Linked DNA regions of Mus musculus: region 1 is linked to region 2. The links are chromatin loops, found by intact Hi-C in ENCODE. Cell type or tissue: left cerebral cortex. All regions are shown on one strand.

What was found. Peaks named below come from ENCODE experiments on the same cell type or tissue, not always from the same donor. Only the 100,000 strongest peaks of a DNase experiment are listed, where the experiment ranks them.
Region 1: it touches region 2 in a loop (4-fold over the local background); 16 of 42 quality-filtered maps call a loop at or near these places.

What each region holds. Positions count from the first base shown.
Region 1 is chr6:8,732,286-8,740,285 of GRCm38, forward strand. Ica1 (islet cell autoantigen 1) reads right to left here. Exons shown (of 14, transcript NM_010492.3): 6 at 4,732-4,930. Among named protein-coding and RNA genes, the nearest start is that of Ica1, 42 kb to the right of the region's middle. In left cerebral cortex, CTCF peaks have their summits at 4,081 (motif pointing left), 6,370 (motif pointing left) and 6,569; DNase peaks (open chromatin) are centred at 4,065 and 6,334.
Region 2 is chr6:8,505,720-8,513,719 of GRCm38, forward strand. It overlaps Glcci1 (glucocorticoid induced transcript 1), which reads left to right and starts at 3,881. Exons shown (of 8, transcript NM_133236.3): 1 at 3,881-4,600. The coding sequence starts at 4,168. It overlaps A430035B10Rik (RIKEN cDNA A430035B10 gene), which reads right to left and starts at 3,442. Exons shown (of 2, transcript NR_040452.1): 1 at 3,260-3,442; 2 at 1,340-3,092. In left cerebral cortex, CTCF peaks have their summits at 3,589, 3,849, 5,454 and 5,660; DNase peaks (open chromatin) are centred at 3,586, 3,963, 4,604, 5,254 and 3 more places; H3K4me3 peaks cover 4,802 bases; H3K27ac peaks cover 3,238 bases.

The sequences.
Region 1 (8,000 bases), 230 kb after region 2:
TGAAACACTGAGCTAATGCTGCAGGATTTAATTAAACTATTTAGTAAATGGCTCAGGTTAAGGCAGTGGTTCCTGCACCCTTGACTATAAAGGCTGAGTCCTACAAATGCCCACATATACATTTCCATGCTATCTCTTTAGAGGCTTCAGAACTATTTTCTTACACCTAGGCTAGCTTTTATTCCATTTAGAATAATTACCTCCCATCCCATTTCTGACGTTCAAGAAAAACAAGACACTTAATTGACCACAGAGGCTCTCAAGGGCACAGACTTCAGAGGCTCTGCTGGGCTCTCAGCTTCAGCTGATGTAATCTGCTATGAGAAGCTGGGTTCTATTTTTAAATCCTACCCTCTTACTCTACCTTCAAAGGGCACATATATCACACACTAACCTCACTCATAAAATACCGCGTGGTACTAGGGTGAACCATGATGTGAGGAGGAGCCTCCTACAGTACAGGGACAAGCAGCCCCACCTACATAAATCCACCCTTGGGTTCCTACGAGGTAGCCTGGAGAGCTGCTCCATGTGGCCCTGACTCTCCATATATCTCTTTTCTCCGAGTCATTTTGACAAGGAGCAGATGACTAGCAGGGCTCTTGCAGAGGGCTAGGAGCAAGCTTTGGTCTCTGTGTCCTCAGTTCTCTGACAGGAACACTTAGTCACAACTCCTAATGTTGATGTGCGGAGCCATCTCTAGCCCCTGGGCTTCAGAGAGTGCCAGATCATTTGCTTTGTTTTATGTGAAACTTTCACTCACCAGCTCTGTCTTGCGCACTCGTGACTGTGCTGTATAAAAGGTTTCAAGACATTTGAGAAATGCTAGGGGGGGAAATTAACCCAATGTTGGAGGTGAAAATTCCCTTCCAATTTGACTTTCATTTATGTTTATTCTGGCTTTGTAATCAAAGTGACGCTTTACTGAGTCTACCAGAGGTCAGACTGTGTTTCTCTCTGGTCTTCATCCTGCCAGGACCCAGGTGTGCCATATTTTATTTGGTTTCTACTCTTCTGCTCCCTGTTCTAACATGACATCTGACTGAGTTGTGAACACAAATTTTGTAACACCCATCCCTTTCTCAACACTTTTTCCACTCCCTCCTTACAGATTTGTGTGTGTGTGTGTGTGTGTGTGTGTGTGTGTGTGTGTGTGTGTGTATTTTGTACTTTCAAATGGAGTCAGACAGGTCTAAGAATCCCACCATATATCACTCACAGATCCTAGAAGGCCTAGAATATGTTTGCGTGTGCGCGCGTACACGCATTCGCGCATGTGCATGTGTGTCTGTGTATCTATATCTCTTTCTCTAGTCTTGCTTGTCTCTCAGGCCATGTTGCTTAGGCACCTATGTCTCTACATTTACATCACTTGATGCTGCTTCTAGGAGTTCTATTGCTTCTACCTCGGGCCTTTGCCCACATTGACTCCTCAGCTAACCACTGCTGTTTCCCACCCCTCTGTCCAGGTCCTTTCTATTTGTCTTGGTTTCTTTTCTGTTGACAAAAGCAACTGTATGGCGGATGGGTTTCTTTTAGCTTATTGTTCAAGGCACAGCCTATCATAAAAGCAAATCAAGGCGGCAGGAGCTTGAAGTAGCTGGTCATATTGCTCTCACAGGCAGAAGAAAATCGTCTGCTCTCTCAACTCTCCCTCTTTTCTTCATTCACTCCAGGACCCAAGCCATGAAATGGTTCAGTCTACAATTAAGATGGGTCTCCCCACATCAATGAATGTAATTAAGATAACACTATCTTGTCAGGCTCAGCCCAGAGACCAGCTCCTAGGTGATTCTAGACGTCAAGTTGACAAACAAGAACTACCATACTATTGTTCATTCTTTGTTATTGTTGGGGGGAGGGGTGCTGCCTCATCTGGGATGCCCTGTCTAGATTTTTTATTTGTAGTACTATTTCAACTCAGATGACCATTCAACACACTGCCTCCTGTTTACTTGTCTCATGCCCAAATGATCACACGAGACAGGAGCTACACTCCTCTGTGGTAGCTGGCATGTAACTGGGCTTCAATATCATTTGTTGACTATGCAAATGAATGAATGGACACATTCTGAAAATTCCAAATAGGGGGTCATAACCATGAAAGTAAAAATTAGAACTTTGTCTCCTCTAGAATACGTGAAGTCCTGGCTTTATCAGCTGCACTGGGGAGGAGGAGGTAAAGCTGAGGAGACAATGCCTTACAGACACACCTTGAGTCTTTGAGGCCAGTGACTTAGGTAACACACTCCTGGGAGATAAACAGAGACTCTATTTAAGATGGGATCTCACCTGCACAGGACTCTAAAGCTAACGTAGAGTTAATTTGCAAATACACTGTAGCAGAACCGAAAACTTGCATTTTAGAGCATTCCAGAGACAGCAGCAAACCACACAGTCCTGCTTTTTGTTTTTACCTGAGCAATCACATATGCTGATTTCCAAGGCACCAGGAGGTCACCTACATGCAATGGGGATGGTAAGTGATCTAAGGAGAGGTCCTCTGGCCCCTTAGACTCTGCCTGGAAGACTTGCCATGTAAGTGCCAACTTGGGGCTGGGCACAGGACTGACTCTGGGGTTAGGCTCTGGAGAGAACCAATGCAGTCTCCTGTTCTCCTCGAGTCAAGAATAACCAAAAATTACGCTTGAAGATCACTCTTCTCTCAAAAATATTCTATCCCCAAGTCCAAGTTCACCACATCCAGCTATTAAATTGAATCCAGCACACACAGGATTAGGGGGGGCAGGCACAGCTTCAGCTACTACTTCGCAGTAAAGGATTCAAAATAAAAACCAAACCTACCCATATTTTCCAGGATGGAGATTGATGGCATTAAACGATGGCAAATGTTTCTATGTTCAAACCAAATGACGAAGAACTTGGTTTCTGTTTCAGTCTTAAACAGCTAGCAACCACCTCCCACCAAACAAAACCAGATAAACACAAACACCCACAAAATTCTTTGGCCTTCCAGAATAACTGTTTTCTTGTCCTGGCACACTGGAGGGACCCAGAAACTCTGCACTGAACAAAGGGCTTGCAAGCAGGTGTTACTATGAAACTGCCTGTGCCACTTCTAGGTATACTGTTTGACTTCCTTTGTCTCTTGGTGGGGAAATTGTATCTATTTTCAAAGATTCTGGCTTCCATTTCCTTGTTCGACCTCAGGTTAGCTACCTACCATGGGTCTTTCTACAAAAGAAAAAAAAATGTGTGTTGATTATGGTAAACATTAAGGCTGCACGTCATCAGCAATGTGCTCTGGAGTCAGTTTTTTTTTTTTCTCTCATTCTTTCTTTTTCCTAATACCAATTCCACCCCCATTATCCTCAATCCCCAAATAAAATACTAATGACAAAATAAATGACTGGCCTAATTACGAAGTCAGAAAACTTGCAAAACAGCCTGGGGTCACCAGCATCTAGTTACCGAACCAAAAACATTTGATTTGTTTACTACCATGACGTCTGATATTTTTTTTCTCTTTCAAAGGATGAATGAGTTCCATTTACATCTTCTTCGAAGATGAGATAAACTTCACAGTCTCACCTCTGCCTGGGCAGCCAGCCTGCCTTTCAGAGAAGGCTTATGCTGACATGTTAAAAAAAAAAAAAAAAAAAAAAAAGGAGAGAAAATGAGGCTGGTTCCCTTCACAGGGAGGGAGTCTGAACTACAAACCAAGAAAAACTTCCAGAGGAATTTCTGTTGCTCTAGTACCTAGGTCAAGAAGCAGTGACCACTGTCTTGAACAAGAGAAGCTCTTTTGGTCTGTTCCTTGACTCCCGGCTCAACCTTCTACATACCAGCCAGGGTTCCAGGTTCATAGTTCCAAAGTGATGTCCCTAAAAAGGAGTCTAAGCCTTTTAAACAACATTTCTAATTATGAATGGATCAGTTGAAGTGACTAAGGGAGTTGACACAATATTATGCCAAGCCCAACATTTGGCCCCTTTTTTTCTTTTATGCCCTAAAACACACTCAGTTGCCCAAACAAAGAACTACCAAGATTGTACAAACCACTACAGAATCAGGCCACATGTTCACATGTTCAGTGTACGGCTGCCACCCAGTGGTAGGTTGGATTCCTGTGGACAAAAGGCTCCGACTGGCTACATTAACACAATGTAATTTTTCTTCTTATTTTTTTCTTTTTTAAGGAACCGAAGATTATTATTCCTCAGGAAAATTAAACAGAATATTCATTTTCTTTTGCTCTAATGTTGCTCAGAGAAATTTCTGAAGGGATCAATAGCAGGGAGAGTCAATACCATTCTAGCTAACCACACAACTATATCCCAGAGCCTCTGAATATGTCATAAAAGAACTGTTATTGTTTTGCTGGTTTCAACATGAATCATCAATTAGAAAGACTTGTTAAACAGCCTAGTTTCACTTTCTAGATGTATGTGCTCTGGATTTTTAGTTATGCATGAAGAGACATCTACAAGTGACAACCTTATAAAAAAAAGTGCACATTATATGAAAATCTGACTTCAATTAAAACCAGCTACAAAATCCCAGCAATTTCCAGCTGTCTCCTCTCTTATCCTTAGAGAATTATATATCACATTAATTGCTATTCTGTCACATTTTTAAAAAAATGTCAGCAATGGTTAATTGTATCCTTGGTGCTTTTGAGTTATGTCTGTTTTACCAGAGGGATTCAAATCACACTTGGTTGCCTTCTAGCAAGGTGGCCATTTTGACAACCCTCAAAAAACTTCTTACCTTCCTGAACTTCTCCATTTGCTTGTAGAGGTCTGGATCAAGTTCCTGAGACACATCCTTCATCCACAACAACGCTCCTCTGTATTCTGTCCTGTACTGCTCCATGCGGTTCACTGTCAGCCAGGTATCAGAGATGGCCCGATGTCTAAAAGTTTCTACTTCTTGGTGAAATCGACACAAAGGGTTTCTCAAGGCCAACCTGTACAAGAGGGCATAGATATAATCATAAAACAAAGGAAAAGAACAGTTCCAAATTCTGATATTCTGCACGCATCATAAACCCATGAACTTAGACCACTGTCTAAAACGCACATGTCTTGTCAGGAGACAGATACTAATCAAAATGTGAGTGAAGGTGGGATCAACCAGAGATTGCCCACATTCTGATCCTTTCATTTTCAGTGAACTGGACCATTGGGAAGCACTCCATTTGTGTTGCTGGGCGGCCTCAGGCCTGGACAGTATTTATTTGAAGTTGCAACAAGCCCGTGTCAGTGAAGGATAGTCACAGCGTGGCCATTCCTGTTTCCATTCCTGGCTACTCCGTCTCTTCTGTTGCTGAATTTTGGGCCCTGTGTGGAGGGTGGAATGGGATAGGCATGACTTGGGTATCCTTGACCTGGCCACCTTTATTACACCTCAATCAAAACCTACAGTTTGTTCTAGTGGAAACAAGACTAAGGCTTGGACTTTTTCTTAAGTGAGTTGGGAAAGAAGAAAGCCACAGTTACTGAGGGTCTACAGTGTGTGTCAGTTTTTTCAGATAGGCTATATGATTCCATTGTCACAAATACAGGAAACCAGGGCTGGTGGTATCCAGCTTAATCCAGGCAGAGGACAGGCGTGTTAGAAGTTCAAGGTTGTCCTCAGCAGACCTGCCTACCTGAGATCCTGGCTTAAAAGAAAGAGAGGGAAAGAGAGAAAAGAAGAGAGGGAGGGAGGGAGGAAGAGAGGGTCAGAGCTTCATCTCCGTGGTTCAGGATTTGCCTGGCACTGGCAAAGACCTGGGTTCCTTCTCAAGCATTGCCAGTAAACAAAGAGCACGCCAAAATGAATGTATACTGTACAAGTGTAAAATTATCATGACAGTAACTGTTGGCCATAAAAACTGCCATTTATATATACATACATATATATATAAAGGAAAGCATACCATAACTTTAGGTAAAATATTTATTTGGGTTACAAAAGACTGCTTCTTCCATATTTGAAACCAGTGAAGCAATGTCAGATGACTTACATTTTGAAAACATTCTTTTTTCAAGCACTTGGTTTTATTTTGAGTTATCTCTGTTGTGGTGTGTGTCTGTGTGTGAATGTGGTGTGTGTCTGTGTGTGAATGTGGTGTGTGTCTGTGTGTGAATGTGGTGTGTGTCTGTGTGTGAATGTAGTTGTGTGTCTGTGTGTGAATGTAGGTGTGTGTCTGTGTGTGAATGTAGGTGTGTGTCTGTGTGTGAATGTGGTGTGTGTCTGTGTGTGAATGTAGGTGTGTGTCTGTGTGTGAATGTGGTGTGTGTCTGTGTGTGAATGTAGGCGCTCTTGGAGGCAAAAGATGTCAGGTTCCCTGAACTTGGAGATTTGGGTGGTTGTGAGCCACCTGGTGGTAAGAATCAAACTTGGGGACTTAGCAGGAACAATACACACTCTTAGCCACTAAACGGTCACGCCAGTCACATAAAACATATTCTCTATGAAGTTTCAGAACAAAGGTGAAAACATTAAACACAAGATAAATTATTTCGGATCCCATCTGCATGCAACATTACTGAGCCAAAGGGAACAGCGGTATTGGTAAGGTAAGCTGAAGTGAGATTCTGGTAGCTGCATTTGTGTCTCCAATGCCTTATAGGTCTGCAGTACTCTGAAATTATAAATGCTATAATAAATCTTAAGAAAAAGAAATATCTTTTCCTGTTTTGCCCAGGTTTCCTGTCACCTACAGGTATTGTTTTAAATGTAGATCACATCTATGATAGCAGCTAGTCCACACTGTCCTACCTAGATGTTAGAAGTCTTCTCAAAAAGTCATGTCTCTGTACCTTGAAATAAGTTTGGTTTTCATTTAATATGTGCTTTACATCCAGCATAACATGTGGCAGATGCAAAGCATCACCAGTGTGAAGGTTTATAGCATGGCGGATGTCTATGAAGGTTTATAGCATGGCGGACGTCTATTTGAAGATAAACAGTCCTCAGATGGCTCCCAGGGGATGCTGCTCACATTCTGACTCCTTTTCTCTTCCTTTAGATTTTGTCCACTTTCCTACATTTGCTGATGATGAATACTGTGAATAAACTACTCTCAACCCCTTGGAATGCAGGGCATTATGCAGATACCTTAAAATTACAATAACACGGCGTTTGAAAATTTAAAAAGGCACATACAAAACCTCATCTCTGCCACCACCCCATATAAATCAGAATGGCGACAGGCCATTCACTGGAGTCTAAGGGGTCTACATCAAAGAAAGCCATTCCTCCTAACTGGAAATATCATCCTTCAATGCAGGCTTGAATCTCCTTTCACTTATGAAAATCTACCCAGTGGGAATAGTTAACAAAATAACTAAAGGGCTACACCAAGATATTTATTCTTAGTAGGGAAAGTTAAATATTAGAGGGCCTAGATTCAAGTGGTTAAAAGTGAGTACTACTCTTGCAGAAGACCTGAACACACACACACACACACACACACACACACACACACACACACCACCCTTAAAACAAAAAATCAAGGAGGCTCAGGTTGAGTATATCAGAGCATTGCCCAGGTAATAGGATCCTGTATCTACACAATGAAAATCTAAAAGATTACCATTATTTAATAAAACATCAATTTGTTAAGTTATTACCATACACTGTTACATACAAAATCTATCTGCTGTGGTGCTGTTTGTGCTAAAAACATATTCAGCAGGACTGGAAATTTGGCTTACCAGTTAAGAGCAAATACAGCTCACAGAAGACCAAGTTCAGTTCTTAGGCCCCATGTCAGTGGCTCACAACTACCTGTAACTCCAGCTGCCCCTGGCCTGAACTCTCCCCTGGCCTCTGTAATCACCTGTCTGTGCACATACATACATAGGCACACACACACACACACACATACAGTTAAAATAAATCTTAAAAAAAAAACATTCTGGAATACTCTAAACCATGTTCACTCAACTAAGACTTCACATTCAGAGTGATTTTATGGGGTTTTCCTGCCTCCTTCACATTGAGGAGAACTAAAGTGTGACTTCATGTAGCTGGCAAGCAGCTGTGAA
Region 2 (8,000 bases):
TGAATCTGTTAGTGTGGAGAGGAGATTTGAGCCAAAACAGCAGAAGTTCAGAAAGAACTAGAAAGGGGCTAGCTTATTCAGCAGCAGGTCCCAGAAGCTGAAAACATTGTAGGCCTAGATTAGATTATATGGAAACGAGAAGTTTCCAGGGGCAGGCCTAGGTTAGCAGACTAGGGTAATAAGCTTGGAGATGACATGCCAGGACCTAATTACAGGTGATGGTTACAGGTAGTTGTGAAACATCACGTGGATACTGAGATTTGACTCTAGGTCCTCTAGAAAAGGAGCAAGTGCTTTTAACAGCTAGGCCACCTCCGCAGCTCTGAGTTTCCCCATTCTTAATATCTCACATTGGGGATAAACCTCAGCATGACTTTTAGGGGACAAATCATATTCAAACTGGAAGGCATTAAGTCTTAAAAGCATGGGTAGAAGAACCAAGCAGATGGAACTGGTAGTTCTACAAGGCCTCACAATTTTTTCATTCTGTTCTCTCTCTATGAGGGGCAGCTTATTGTTAATTGCATGTAGTTGGAAACGTCTCCTTTCTCCTGTTCTAGGTTAGTCTATGGATGGTTCTGGGATTTGCAAATTGTTGTTCCATAAATATCCAAAATATGAGGCCTGAGAAAAGAGGTGTTCATTATTATAATTTTAATTACATGCATTTAGTTTGGATGGAGTGTTGTGCATGTTTGTGTGTCTGTCTGTCTGTCTGTGTGTGTGTGTGTGTGTGTGTGCTTGCACACTTGAGTAGATCAGAAGAAATTTCTGGTAACTCCTGATGAGTTACCAGAAAGTGAAAATAATATTGTAAGATTAGATAGTATCTGGGGGTAACTTAATGGCACAGCACTTTGAGCAGCCTATGGAAGGCTCTGGGTTCAATTTCTTGGGCAAACTGCCCCTATCTTTCTATACTGAGTTCTGGGGAATCACACTCATGTGGTCAGATTTGACCAAGTGCTTTCTTTTTTACCCACTGAGCCAACAAAGGTGTTTCTAAAGTTATCAACTTGTGCTTTCACTCCCTCAGGACAGAGCAGTGTAGTAATGGGTTTATAACTAACATTAGGCCTTATGTAACAAGTTCAGAGGTCATTACACTCACACTCAATGAACAGGGAAATTGCACAGGGCCTGTCTATGCTACAGTAGTATAACAGTGGACTTCAAACCCAGCAACCCATACTGTGGCTACAGGGTTTATTGTATCTGATGTATAGTGTTTAGCTAGAAATAAGTCTGTAATAATATTTACTTTTTCCAATGCTTCTATATTCTCTTGGCTTTTGTTACCATCTGCAGTAAGAACAAATTATCACACATTTAACTAACAGGCATTTGAAGGCAGATGCTGCATTTATTGTAGCTCATTTAAATTCTTAGGTATGACCATCATGAGAATAAAGTTTTTAGAGGGAACCATATTTTCTTGAATAAAGAGAAAATGATTGGAATTTCAAAAAACTCATGATGAGTTACCAGAAAGTAAAAGTAATATTGTAAGATCAGATAGTATCTGTGGGTAATTCAATGGCACAGCATTTTGAGCAACCTATTCAAGACTTTGGGTTCAATTTCTAGCATGAGATGCATTAAAAAATTGGCACTTAAAAACTCATGCAAATTCTCTCATTTAGATTTTAGATACAACTTAAACTTATTACATCAGATCTGAATGAACAAGAAACCTAAAATTATGGCCAGCTCTATTGTTTTTGATCCAAACGAACTGCTACTGACCATTGCCAACGGTGGCTCACTATGACTTTAGAATCATGATCATCTAATGTGTTGAGGTTGGTCCAGAGGTGACCCAAGATGACATTTCTATAATGAAGCTGTGCTGTGATCAAATTACCAACGTTAGACATTTATCAGTAGTTTAAAACCTTTATACATTTTAGTATAACATTGTTGTAATCTTATTCTTGCTATTCCAAAAAAAAAAAACCCACCAAAAGAAGCCATTTATTGTTTCTATTCACAAAAGGTTATACTTAGTGAAACCATTAATCTTTAGATGAAAAAATTAATACAATAGACAAATTATGTCAAATTTTAAAGTTATTTTGTTCTATAGATAATTAAAGTATAATTTGTTCTAGAAAGTAAGAAAAGGGAGCTGCTAGTCATGTCTAAAAGCTCGTTTGGACATCTGTGAGCTACCATAAAGTCTCTTAATCAGAACACGCATCTTCTGCTTGGAGGTACTAAGGGCACAGGGCTTCTTCAGACGCCTGCCTGGGTCCCTCTGGCCTCAGCTTCCACTTAGCTGAGTGATCTCAGACAAGACAATTAGTGTCTTTGTGCCCCAGATAAAGCAGGGAGGATAATAACAGCACATACCTTGTGGATTATGTGAAGAACGAATGAGTTAACACATAATAATGTCCTTAGAACAGTGGCTAGCACGTGGTGAATGTTTAGTAAACATTAGCTATTATTTTTATATGTGATAAAGCATAGAACTATGACTAATATAGTAGGATATAGTACTAGATGCTATTTTTTGTATTTTGATTAGGCATCATCAATATTTTTTCTAAACAACAATTTACTGTGCTTCTTATTTTTTCTTATTTTTTTAAAAATTTTCATTTAATTTCATTTAATTTCTGTCTGACCACACAGGGAAGCAGAGAAAGGTGGCTCCTCTGAGTGAAACTGATCATTTAGTGCCTGGAATCAGGAAGCTTGCCAGTGTGGGCAGACACCAGGCAGACGCCAATCTGACACGCCACTTCTTTATTTTGTAAAATCTTATGTTTTTGTTTATCTCATGTGAATTAATAGGAGGTATCTGATGTAGAGCTTTAACTATTCCTGATTAGGGTTTTATATACTTTCTTATGCCCATCTAAAATCTTCGTACTTCTCATTTTCCTTGCAGAAGAATAACCCCCAGTGCCATCACACAGAGGAAATGACCACAATGAATTGTTACATTATGCCTGGTCTTTCTCCCAAGAGACCATCAGCTCCGGGGTAGTAAACTAGGTGCTCTCCATTAATAAATCTGATGATGCGATGCTGTAAATTTTCTTGTTGACGTGTACAATTCAGAATGTGATGTTCTCCACCCTACCCTGTAACGACAAACAGGTTGTAATGGCAGGTGCATTTTGTTCAATGTAGCATCCATACACTAATCCTGAAGTTGTTTTGATTCACAAGGCGACTAGGACACTTAAAGACATTTCTAAGATTAAAAGGGTTAAGGATCCTTCACTCAGCTTTAACTAAAACATCTCACCGGATGCAGGTGTATTTGCAAAATTAGTTTGGCTTCAGCGTCCTCAGCCCCAGGTTGTAGAGAGCACTGGAGGGTGGAATCCTTGTAACTTGCTTATCGCAGCGCGCGCGTGTCTTTGGGCGTCGGAGTCCGCGCAGGGCACGTATGGACCCACTTTTCTAACCTGACCCTCACCTCAAAGCCTGTCAACTCTTAAGTCCCTCCCTCCGCGCGAGGCCCGCCTCTCTCATCCACTTCCATGCTCCGCCCCCAGAGCGGAAACGTGGTACTGTAATTGGCCGAGTCTCCTCTCACTCCGACAATACAACCATTCCTTGGCATCCCGGAGTAGGGTGGCGCTGCCAATCACAGCGCTCGCAGCCGCAGGAGCCGGGTCCGGAACGCCCAGAGGCGGGGCCGGAGGCGGGGCGCCGACACAGGATTAGTTGCCATTCCGAGTGAGAAGCGGGTCGAGGTGGCGGCGGCAGCGGCGGCGGCGTTTGCGGTGGCGCGGGTTACGCGCAGCGCGAGGCGCCTCGAGGCCCCTTTCTCTCCTCCGAGGCTAAAGTCCCGGCGCTGCCCGTGGTCGCCGAGTCGTGTCGCGCGGGCGACCCCCCGCGAGGGCTGAGCAGCCGCGGGAAGCGGGCGAGTGCCCTGTCAGCGCGATGCCCGGGGCGGCGGCGGCGGCGGCCATGGGCTCGACGCGGGCTCTGCCGTGAGCGCCCCGCAGAGCGCCGCGGGGCGGTTGAGCCGTTGGACGTTGGCCGTCGCGGCGTCCCCTCCCCCTCGGCGGCGGGGTGCGCGTCGGAAGGGGAGCCCCGCGGCTCCGCCCCTCCCCGCCCCTCCCCCGTACACATCGCACGCACCGCGGCGCCGGCTCCCACACGCTCGCTCGCGCGCCCGCCCGCCCGCCCGCCCGCGGAGCCACCATGTCCACTGCGTCCTCCAGTTCCTCTCAGACCCCTCACTCCGCGCCGCAGAGGATGCGGCGCAGCACCGCGGGCTCCCCGCCCGCCGCTGCCGGGAGCGGGACGGGGCCGGCCGGGAGCTGCGCACCGGCTGCGGGAGCCGGTCGGCTGCTGCAGCCCATCCGCGCCACGGTGCCCTACCAGCTCCTGCGGGGCAGCCAGCACAGCCCCACGCGCCCGGCCGCCGCCGCCGCCACCGCCGCCGCCGCGCTCGGCAGTCTCTCCGGGCCCGGAGGGGCCCGCGGCCCCAGCCCGTCCAGCCCGACTCCACCGCCGGCCGCTGCCCCAGCCGAGCAGGCGCCTCGCGCCAAGGGCCGCCCGAGACGGTCCCCCGAGAGCCGGCGGAGGAGCAGCTCACCTGAGAGACGGAGTCCCGGCTCGCCCGTGTGCAGAGGTAGCGAGCCCAACCCTCCCGTCCTCCCGGGCTGCGTCTCCCCGACGGTGCCCTGCGTGGAAAACTTCAGCCTCTCCGGGCTTCTGTTTGCTAGTGCATTACCGAAGGTGTGAAAGTGGCTTTGGGAATCTCACCCCCCACCCTGAGGTCGCTGCAGGGCTTGGAGGAGCGACCTGGAAATCAACTTTTATCCGACCCTCACACCGCCACTCAGATTTTATCTTGCATCCCTCGCCTGCAAAAGAAAAGTGTTTCGGTTTAATAGCTTATTAGCTTTCTGTGTTTGGAGCCGGGCAAGGAGGAGCCGTGTGAAACCCTTAAACACGCACACAAACTCTCTAGCGGGGCATAAGGTGGTAGTGGTAATCTCTGCAGCCTTTGTGCTTTCCCACAAAGTTCTTGTCTGGAGTATGTTTGTGTTTTGGAGACTTGATGGCGGTAGTTAGGTTGTTAGAATATCCTTTGCATGTGTAGGGGAGGCAGTTTAAAGTGTATGCTGTTTATCCATCCTCTCCTCTACTTTATATAGTCATGTATTAGATCACTACTGCACTACAAATGGCTTATGCCGGAATGGTGGTTTTCGTGGTGAATTTCTTAAAGCCTGTTTGTGGAGTGTGTTCACTTTTTCCTTGCATCTTTAAGTATACTTAGCAGTTCAGCTGAGCTGTGTAGAGAGATCTCCTTTCTTTTTTGTTAGGTATCAAAGGTAATGGTGAGTGGGAGGATGTTGTGGACTCCCCTTAATGTTTTCTGTTTGGGTTTGGTTTTGTTTATGCCTAGGGACATACTGCATGAACTAGTTGACTCCTGGGGGAGAAAAAGAAAATTAGGCAAAACAGGGACGTAACCGGCCATAAGGGAGAGTCGAGTACCTAATATTCTTAGATACCAGCCTAGAGCTACAGTTGCTGCTGCTGCTGCTACTACTGCAGCATTGTGGAAGGAATCATTCGGAGTAGGGAAAGAAAACAACAAAAAAGCCTGCTCAGAAGGGAAATACTACCAAGCTTCATACAATGTTTGTGTGGTATGTGGGGTTTTTTTGTTTAAGGTGGACGTTCTTAAGGTGTTTAGAGTTAGGGAAAGGGATTGCAATATGATAGATCAAAGTTTAGGTATTTTTAGCTTTAATTTAGATGTGTAATTAGCATGTTGCTAAAGCACTTGCTTTCAGATCCCTTGATGGTAAGCCTCTGGGTAGGATGTTAGTGCGGTGGAATAAGTGCAGGAGCACCAAGAAATACATCCTGTAATCTGTATGCACCAGGAGGGAATTGCTCCCCACTCCTCCCCCAGGTCAAGCCAGCTGCTGCAGAAACTGACATCCTCCAGCAAATCCTGAATGAATGAATGAAAACAACGTGATCGCCCTAATAATGACCACAACTGAACACACATCCTTGGGTGTATTTTATGGAAAACTCCACCATTTTCTAACAGATTAATGCCATATGCAACTCCCTTGCACATTTTTTGGAGCTGTGTTAAATGAGAGGTAACAGAAAGAAAAGCAGCAGCAGTCACAGCCGTTTTTGAATGATTTAGCTTTAACAGTTTGTTAATGGGAGTTTGGGGGGGTTTCTTTTAGGAACAATGTGAAAATAAAATAAAAATAGGAATTGTAGATTGTGTGCAGAGGATTTTGTGGGCTGTGTTTGAGAAGTTTTGGCAATTGCTGCAAAAATACAATGGGCACCTAGCACCTCCTTTCCTTTTGTTGATAAACAGTAACATCTTAGCACAGATAATAGTACAACTTGTTTTTCTACATCCTTCAAAAGCCCTAATTGCTTAGGAATTACATGCCCCATCATGAAGCAGTTTTAATGAAATTTGTGATCAGGATTAAATTCTACTCTTTGTTGTAGAATGGCACACCAGAGTTTAATGCAATCACGATGAAAACACTTGGTTTTGAGTCTGTTTGTGCAGTAGACAGATTTGCAGGGTCACAGCTTGTGCTAGGAATTGAGGAGCTTTCTGTGCTGTAGTTGTGCTATGTGTAGCATTAGGTGTTTTGTCAGTTTCTTGCATTGAAGTGATTTTTGAAAGCATGCTCTTGTGCTCCTAGTTTCTTGATTGTATTATCACTATGTTATTGGTCCACATTCTGCCTTGTTCTCCTCTGCCCATATTGAAAGTACAACATGTAAGTAATACGTTCTGTCTGCTTAGCCACTTCAAATCTCTCCTGAGACTTAACAGTTGCAATGAGTTTCCATTGAATTCACTCAGGTTCCGGCGTCAGGGGGTTTTAGTCTCCATTGACCAAAGCGCTGCTGCTGCTGCTGCTGCTGCTGCTGCTGCTGCAGACACTGACACTGACATCACTCTACTGCATGAATGAAAAACAACAACGTGCACCGTTTCTTCCTCTGCTCGCCTCCTTCCTTTTTTGCACCTCTCAAAGTGGGAGGCTAGACATTATATTATGTCTTGAGAAATGACACACAACACTTTTTAGGTAGACATTGACTCGGGATATGTATTTCATGGAGATGTACGTTGTTTACAAAAAGCTTTCAGAGCTCTGGGAATTTGGATTATGGGTGACAAGGAAGCATTCAGAATTTTATTCCCCTTTTGTCTAACTATGGAAGAAAGTATAGAAACTAAGTTTTCTTATTCTTGTATCACAAAGAATTGTAAGCAGGATTTTGAATCCAGTGTCTGTTTTTCTCATAAACACTCCTAGCATGCATATTTATGGGGTTAAGCTAAGTAAGAGTTGGTGCTTGGGTCAGAAAACGGGGAGAAAACAATGCTGTAAAGAGGAGCAACCAGTTTTAAGATTTATCGTATTGTACTTTAACATCCAACAGAAAGATAGTAATTCTCTTTGTTTTTGTACCGTAGCTTAAATGCTACCTTAATGGAATATGCATAAGCCTGCTAACATCATGCTTTACTTAGAAGCTTGGTAATTACAAATTGAAAGTTGTGTTGTGTTGCTGTTCCTGGATCATTCTCTTTTTGTAATTTTTCTTTCTTGTGTATTTCAAAACTTCAAGGTTATTATTTATATTCATTTCTGAACTTCTGTTATTAACAAAATGTCATCCTTCCCCTGTTTGATTCTGAAGGGTCTTGAAGTGGTGAATGACAAGCTAATGAATGCATCTTATGGCTCCCTGTGATGTGCTTGTAATAGATGAAAATCATAAAGTATTATGCAAATAGTAATTTTTTTGTGATGGTAATATACAAACTCTACCTTTGAGATAAGTAGAACAATTCAAATAAGACCAAAGCAAAGTATTAGAGTTAAAATTAATGATCTTGAGATAAAGTCATTAATAATGATCTAAATAAAATATAAAGTAGTTGCTTTCTGAAATCCAAGAATAAACCCATGTATTTAAACACTAAACAAATAAAATAGTAGGTAACAAATAGA